Linked DNA regions of Homo sapiens: region 1 is linked to region 2. The links are chromatin loops, found by intact Hi-C in ENCODE. Cell type or tissue: pancreas. All regions are shown on one strand. Each heading gives the region's core, and the rest is flanking DNA. Links, peaks and the distances in the headings are about the cores only. Region 1 has its middle 12 kb from the start of MIR6719. Region 2 overlaps FCGBP (Fc gamma binding protein).

What was found. A loop is a pair of places that touch in the nucleus more often than their neighbours do. Peaks named below come from ENCODE experiments on the same cell type or tissue, not always from the same donor. Only the 100,000 strongest peaks of a DNase experiment are listed, where the experiment ranks them.
Region 1: it touches region 2 in a loop (7-fold over the local background); 1 of 110 quality-filtered maps calls a loop at or near these places.

The regions. Positions count from the first base shown.
Region 1 is chr19:39,816,391-39,819,298 of GRCh38, forward strand. No RefSeq gene overlaps it. Among named protein-coding and RNA genes, the nearest start is that of MIR6719, 12 kb to the right of the region's middle. In pancreas, for the core only: no CTCF peak of the experiment used is centred there; no DNase peak of the experiment used is centred there.
Region 2 is chr19:39,874,421-39,877,328 of GRCh38, forward strand. It overlaps FCGBP (Fc gamma binding protein), which reads right to left. Exons shown (of 36, transcript NM_003890.3): 29 at 2,238-2,854; 30 at 968-1,511. Among named protein-coding and RNA genes, the nearest start is that of FBL, 29 kb to the left of the region's middle. In pancreas, for the core only: no CTCF peak of the experiment used is centred there; a DNase peak (open chromatin) is centred at 1,166.

The DNA.
Region 1 (2,908 bases), core at 117-2,616, 58 kb before region 2:
GGGGGATTGTCCATGAGGCCTCCGGATCCTCCAGGTCTAGGGCTCAGAGTAGAGGTCAGGGCTAAGGACAGAGTGTGTCATCTGCACAGAGATAGGAAACAGACCATGAAAGAGGGTAAGGTGGCCCCAAGGTGAGAAGAGAGAACATAGCCCCACCACATTTAACAGACTGGTGAAAACAGAGGAGCCCGCAAGGAAGCAAAACGTAGAGGAAATGTCAGGGGATAGCAGACTCACAGAAACTAAGGGGAGGGTGTGCTCACAGAAGGCAGGCAGGGTCACCACAGCCGATTTTTGCCAAGATGACCAATAAGATGAGCACCAAAAAGAGCCCACTGAGCCAGGCTTCTCACTGGCAGAGGAAGGAGTTATAAAGAAAGCAAGGGGGGGATGGTGAGAATGAACCCTCTGGTACTAGACTAGTGTCAGAGTATCAGTATGAACTCATGCTTATTTTTACACACCATTCTCCAATGAAAAGAACCAGTGACTCTAGAGGAAGAGCTAATTCTAGGGCTGGTGCAGGGAGAATACATGAGCCTGGAATATCTTGCAGTGCCAGAAAGTAAGAAGGTGTTGGAGAAAAAAAAAAGAGTAAAGAACACAGGAGCCAACCTGAAAGATAAACGCTGATGGCCAAGGCTAAAACAACTTGAGCAAAAAAAAAATTGATTACAATAATGTTGGGGTATGCCCAACTAATAAATATTCATGAGTCCACACGGAAATAAACTAATGATTGTATAAATAAAATAAGTGAAGTATGATAGAAGGGACAAATCTTCCATATGGAATTCTAAATAGTAAATGTAAAGAAATGAGGGAAACAGAAAGTCATCATTATAATATCACGGTAATAACTGCTACAGACCGGGTCCACTGATGAATGCTAAAATGTGTGGGTAAACTTGAAGGAGAAATGGGATATTTGTGCAGCCTCCAAGTATCTCCCTATTTCCCTCCAGGAATCAGGCTTAGCTCTCCTCTGAGTGTGGGCTGGATTTAGTGACTTGCTTCTAACAAATGAGTAAAGGGAAAATAGTGGTATTATCGTTGGGAAATCTGCAGACACCACTTTCATGAAGTGATCAGGTTAACCTCACCTCAGTGAGCATTCTTCCCAAAGCCTAAAATCCCAGTCTAACCACGAGCAAAATGTCAGACAACCTCAGACTGAGGGCCATTCTACAAAAACATCTCACCAGTACTCCTCAGAACTGTCAAGGTCATGAAAAACAAGGAAGGACTGAGAAATTGTCACAGATTGGAGGAGGCCAACGAGAAATGACCAACAAATGCAACATGGTATCCTGGATTGGATCCTGGAACAGAAAAAGGACATTAATGGAAAAACAGGAGAAATAGGATTCAAGTCTGGAGTTTAACAGAATATTAATCCATGTTAATTTCTCAGTTTTGACAAATATACAATAATTATGTAAGATGCTAACACTAGGTGGAAGTTGGGTGTAGGTATAGGGAAGTCCCTGTATCATCTTTGCAACTTGTCTGTAAATCTAAAATTATTAAATTTTAAAACGTTCACAAAACTTTAAGTCTCCTCTGCAATATGGCTCGAGGTGGTCCCCCGCGGAGTTCCAAAGCACGCTTTGTTTGACTCATCCTTCAGATCTCATCTTACATGCTCCCCACGCCAGGAAGTCCCACCTGACACCACAGACTGGGTCAGGAGCTGCCTCTGGCTCCCACAGTCCCCCTGTGGCTCCCCTATCCTGGCCCCAACCCCTCTGCCTCCCCATCCCAGCCCTGGTCACTGTCTGCCGTTGGGGTTGTCTTCCCCACTGGACTGTGAGCTTTGCGAGGGCAAGGTGGAGGCTGTCTCAGCCATTGCTGTGTCTCAGCCATTGCTGTGTCTCTCTTGAGTTGAGAGTAATGCGTGTCTCCCTGACTCCTCTGGGAATACCCATGAACAGGCAGAAGCTGCGCCTGAATCCTCCCAACTGACCCTTAACGCTTCACAGCCCAAGGCCTGCCAGATCCACCTTCCTGGTATCCCCTTTCCTGTTTGCTCAATCCAGGACACATCTGAGGCAATATAAATGGTCTGTCTCACCCATCAGCCAAAAGAGGGTCAAATCATCTCCAACCCCTGCCACACCTGCCCACCCACATGTCCGCCCTGTACACCAAGTGTCAGAAACACATGGTGACTGTGAATGTTTGGGGGGCCTGCCCAGTCCACAGCCCTTCTGAGCAGACAGTCATCACTATAGGAACCCTCCAGCTCCAGTGAGTTGAGCAGGGTTGGATACCCGACCCTGGAAATCCCATTCCTATCTGGGAAATTCGGAATGAAGACTGAGGGGCTGCGGGTAACTGAGCTGGAAGATCACATAGAGTGGGGGCAAGAGTCCACCCAGGACCAACCCAGCTGCCTGAGAACAGGAAGCAGCCAATGCAAAGAGAAGCAGAGACCACAGGGCCCAGTGGAAAGGAGGAATGTCACACCACTGTCTCACTTCTGCTTCTATTCTGTTCTCATGAAGCCCTTGTCAGGTTCTTTCCATCACTACCCACAACCAATCACAGTGAGTTCTGCCTTCAAAATGCACCCAGACTCCAATGACTACTCATTCTGCCCCTGCCCTGGTACAGGCCACTGTCATCTCACCTAGATTATTGCAGCAACCTCCTCACGGGCCTCCCTGCTCTCATTCTCAGCCCACACTTCCATCTATACACCCTCCCTTAGTGATCCCATCCTGGGCTTTAATACCATAAATATGCCAACTACTCCCAGCCCAGATCTCACCCTTCAATGCCAGTCTTGTATAAGCTCCTGTTTGGCCAGTGGGTCCAGTCAGAGGCTAAACACGCCCACACTCTCTCTCAGTCTTGTCCATACAGTTAATGGCACTCCCTCCTTCCTCTGTGCAGACTAAACGCC
Region 2 (2,908 bases), core at 195-2,694:
GTCTGACATGCAGCATCTCCCAGAGTCCTTCTGACATGGTCTGCCTAAGGGTGTGCCTGGGTGAAGTTGGCAGGATACCTGTGACCAGGAGACCTGCCTGAAGGGAACCGCCTAGGACTATCTAACCATGCATCTGTGTGGATCTGCCCAGGGCTATGTAAGAGTCCTGATTCTATCTGAGTGTATCTAACCAGTTAGTCTCAGTACAAAATCTGAGCAGATACCACTGAAGGTATGTGACTTATTCTATGTGACTAGGTGTATTTCAGTGTGTGCAACAGACCAAGGGCCTCTGACCAGCTGTAACTCACTAGGTCTTCCTAACCAGGGGTACCTTGCTGTGTGACTGAGGCAGAGTCAGCCATCCCAATCTACATGCCTTGGATATCTGAGAGCATGGATCACCAATCCTCAACAGTGTCCTGGACCCCAGGTTTCTGACTAGGTGTTTCTTTTCTTTCTTTCTTTTTTTTTTTTTGAGATGGTGTCTCACTCTGTTGCCCAGGCTGGAATGCAGTGTCACATCATGGCTCACTGCAACCTCTGCCTCCTGGGTTCAAGTGCCTCAGCCTCCTGATTAGCTGGGATTACAGGTGCCCACCACCACGCCCAGATAAATCTTGTATTTTTAGTAGGGACAGGGATTTCACCATGTTGGCCGGGCTAGTCTCAACTTCCTGACCTCAGGTGATCCACCTGCCTCGGCCTCCCAAAGTGCTGGGATTACAGGCGTGAGCCACCACGCCCACACTCTGACTAGGTGTTTCTAACTCTCTCTCACTGCAGTACCTTTCTTGGGGCATTTCAGTGTGTGAGTGCCAAGGTGTTTGGTGACAGGAGATACCAAGCTCAGAGGAAGGAAAGTGGCCCCTGAGCCCCATGGAGGAGGAAGGGGCTGCTGTCCTACAGTCCTGGGAAGGGCAGGGAGAGACCCAACCATGTGGACCATGCATGGAGCAGTACTCACGACAGAAGTCCGGCCGCCTCCACTCGCCGAGCTGGGCCCCAGCGGCCTGACAGGCTGCCACGTAGGTAGCCACTGCAGGACAGAGGCCTCCAGGATGGCCCTGAACTTGGCAGGCGTCCAGCAAGCAGCCCTGGAAGTACTGCGCGGGCGGCACAAGGCCGTGGCAGGGTGCCAGCGGGCCGTCGGTGGCGGAGATCACGCCGCAGGCGTCCGGGCCGCCGAAGGACTCCTGCTGCTCTGGGGTGCACGGCGACGGGCATGGCTTGGACACACATTCCCCGCAGCCCTGGGCCCCGCCCACCTGCCATCCAGCGGGCTTCCCGCCCACAGCCTTGAGGTCGTCTGCGGGGTCCTGGTTGTAGTTCCCGCATAAGCCACAGAGAGAGGCCGCGTACGCCGCCGGCACGCGCAGGCGCACGAAGCTGTCCCCATCGAAAGCCAGCGAGAGCCCTGAGGTTGTGGTCACCACCACGTCGGCGCCGCTCAGGTGTGCGTGCAGGAGCGAGTCCAGCTGGAAAGGCAGAGCCACGAACACGCCGTCGACCTGCGGGCGGGGGATGGCGGCGGGGGGATGGGGCGCGGTGAGTGGAGAGAACACGGGTTTGAATCCTGGCCCCACCACCTACTAGCTGTGGGACCCAGAGCATGTCACCTCCCCTCTGAAAATAATAATGAGCATCTATAGGCCGGGCCTGGTGGCAAAGCCTGCAATCCCAGTACTTTGGAAGGACGAGATGGGAGGATCACTTGAGGTCAGAAGTTCAGACCCGCCTGGGCAACATAGTGAGACCCCCATCTCTACAAAAAAAATGAAAAATTAGCCAGCATGGTGGCCTGCGCCTTTAGTCCCAGCCACTTGGGAGGCGGAGGCCAAGGCGGGAGGATGGATTGAGCCCAGCAGTTCCAGGCTACAGTGAGCCCTAATCCTGTCACTGCACTCCAGCCTGGGCAACAGAGTCAGGCTAAGAAAAGAAAGAAAGAAAGAAAAACAGAAAAGAAAAAACAAAGAGCCTCTATAGGCTCATGTCACTGACTCCTCATCCTTCTCAAAAACAGGTACTTTCTTAGACCAGTTTACAGAGGAATACACTAGGCTCAGAGAGGAAGAAGCCGCTGTGCCAAGCCACCAGGCTCCTAGGCGTACACTCTGACCCTTCCATCATGCCCCAGCTAAGCTGTGAAAGGGGCCCAGGGGAATGGTGAAGCCCTTACCATCTCAGGCAACCCCAGAGCTGGCACTTGCTCCTGTCTGGCCCACAGCCCTCCTCACCTGTAGCTTCCGGGGCCAGCGGGCACTCAGTGTCAGGCTGTGGTTGTAGATTTGCAGGGTGACACTGCGGGTGTAGCTGACAGCCTGGCTGCCCCGGTGCTCATTGGCTACAGTGACAGTGAAGTTCTCAGCCCCCAAGGGTGGTCCGTGGCAGGGTGCACTCAGCAGGTACTCGCAGGTGCCTTGGAAATCGAATCGGTGCCCATCCAGAGTGACGTAATGGGGGTCACCCCACGCCTGGCACTCAGCTGTGCTGACGGGCTGGCAGCCGTGCTGGCCGGATGGCAGGAGGCCACACACTTCACCCAGCCCACAGCTGGCAGGTGTGCAGACCAGCGAGCCACCCCCAGGCCCGCAGCGACACCACTGGGAGCAGGTGCCATCAGCCCAAAACTCACTGCCCGCCTCGTGGTAGGTGCCATTGGCCCAGCAGCCGCAGCCGTTGTTGAGGGGAACACAGCGGTCAGCACTTAACACGAAACCCGCGTCGCACTGGCAGCCCTCCACACAGGGGCCCTCACATACGGCTGGCGTCGTAAGGGGTGCAGGGGACGGACAGCTGGCTGGGCAGGGTGGGCCACAGACCTCATAGTGGCTGTTTTCTGGGCAGGTGATCTCTGTGGGCAGACGAAGGAGCAGGAAGGAGAGAAATAGAGAGAAGGGTGTCAGGG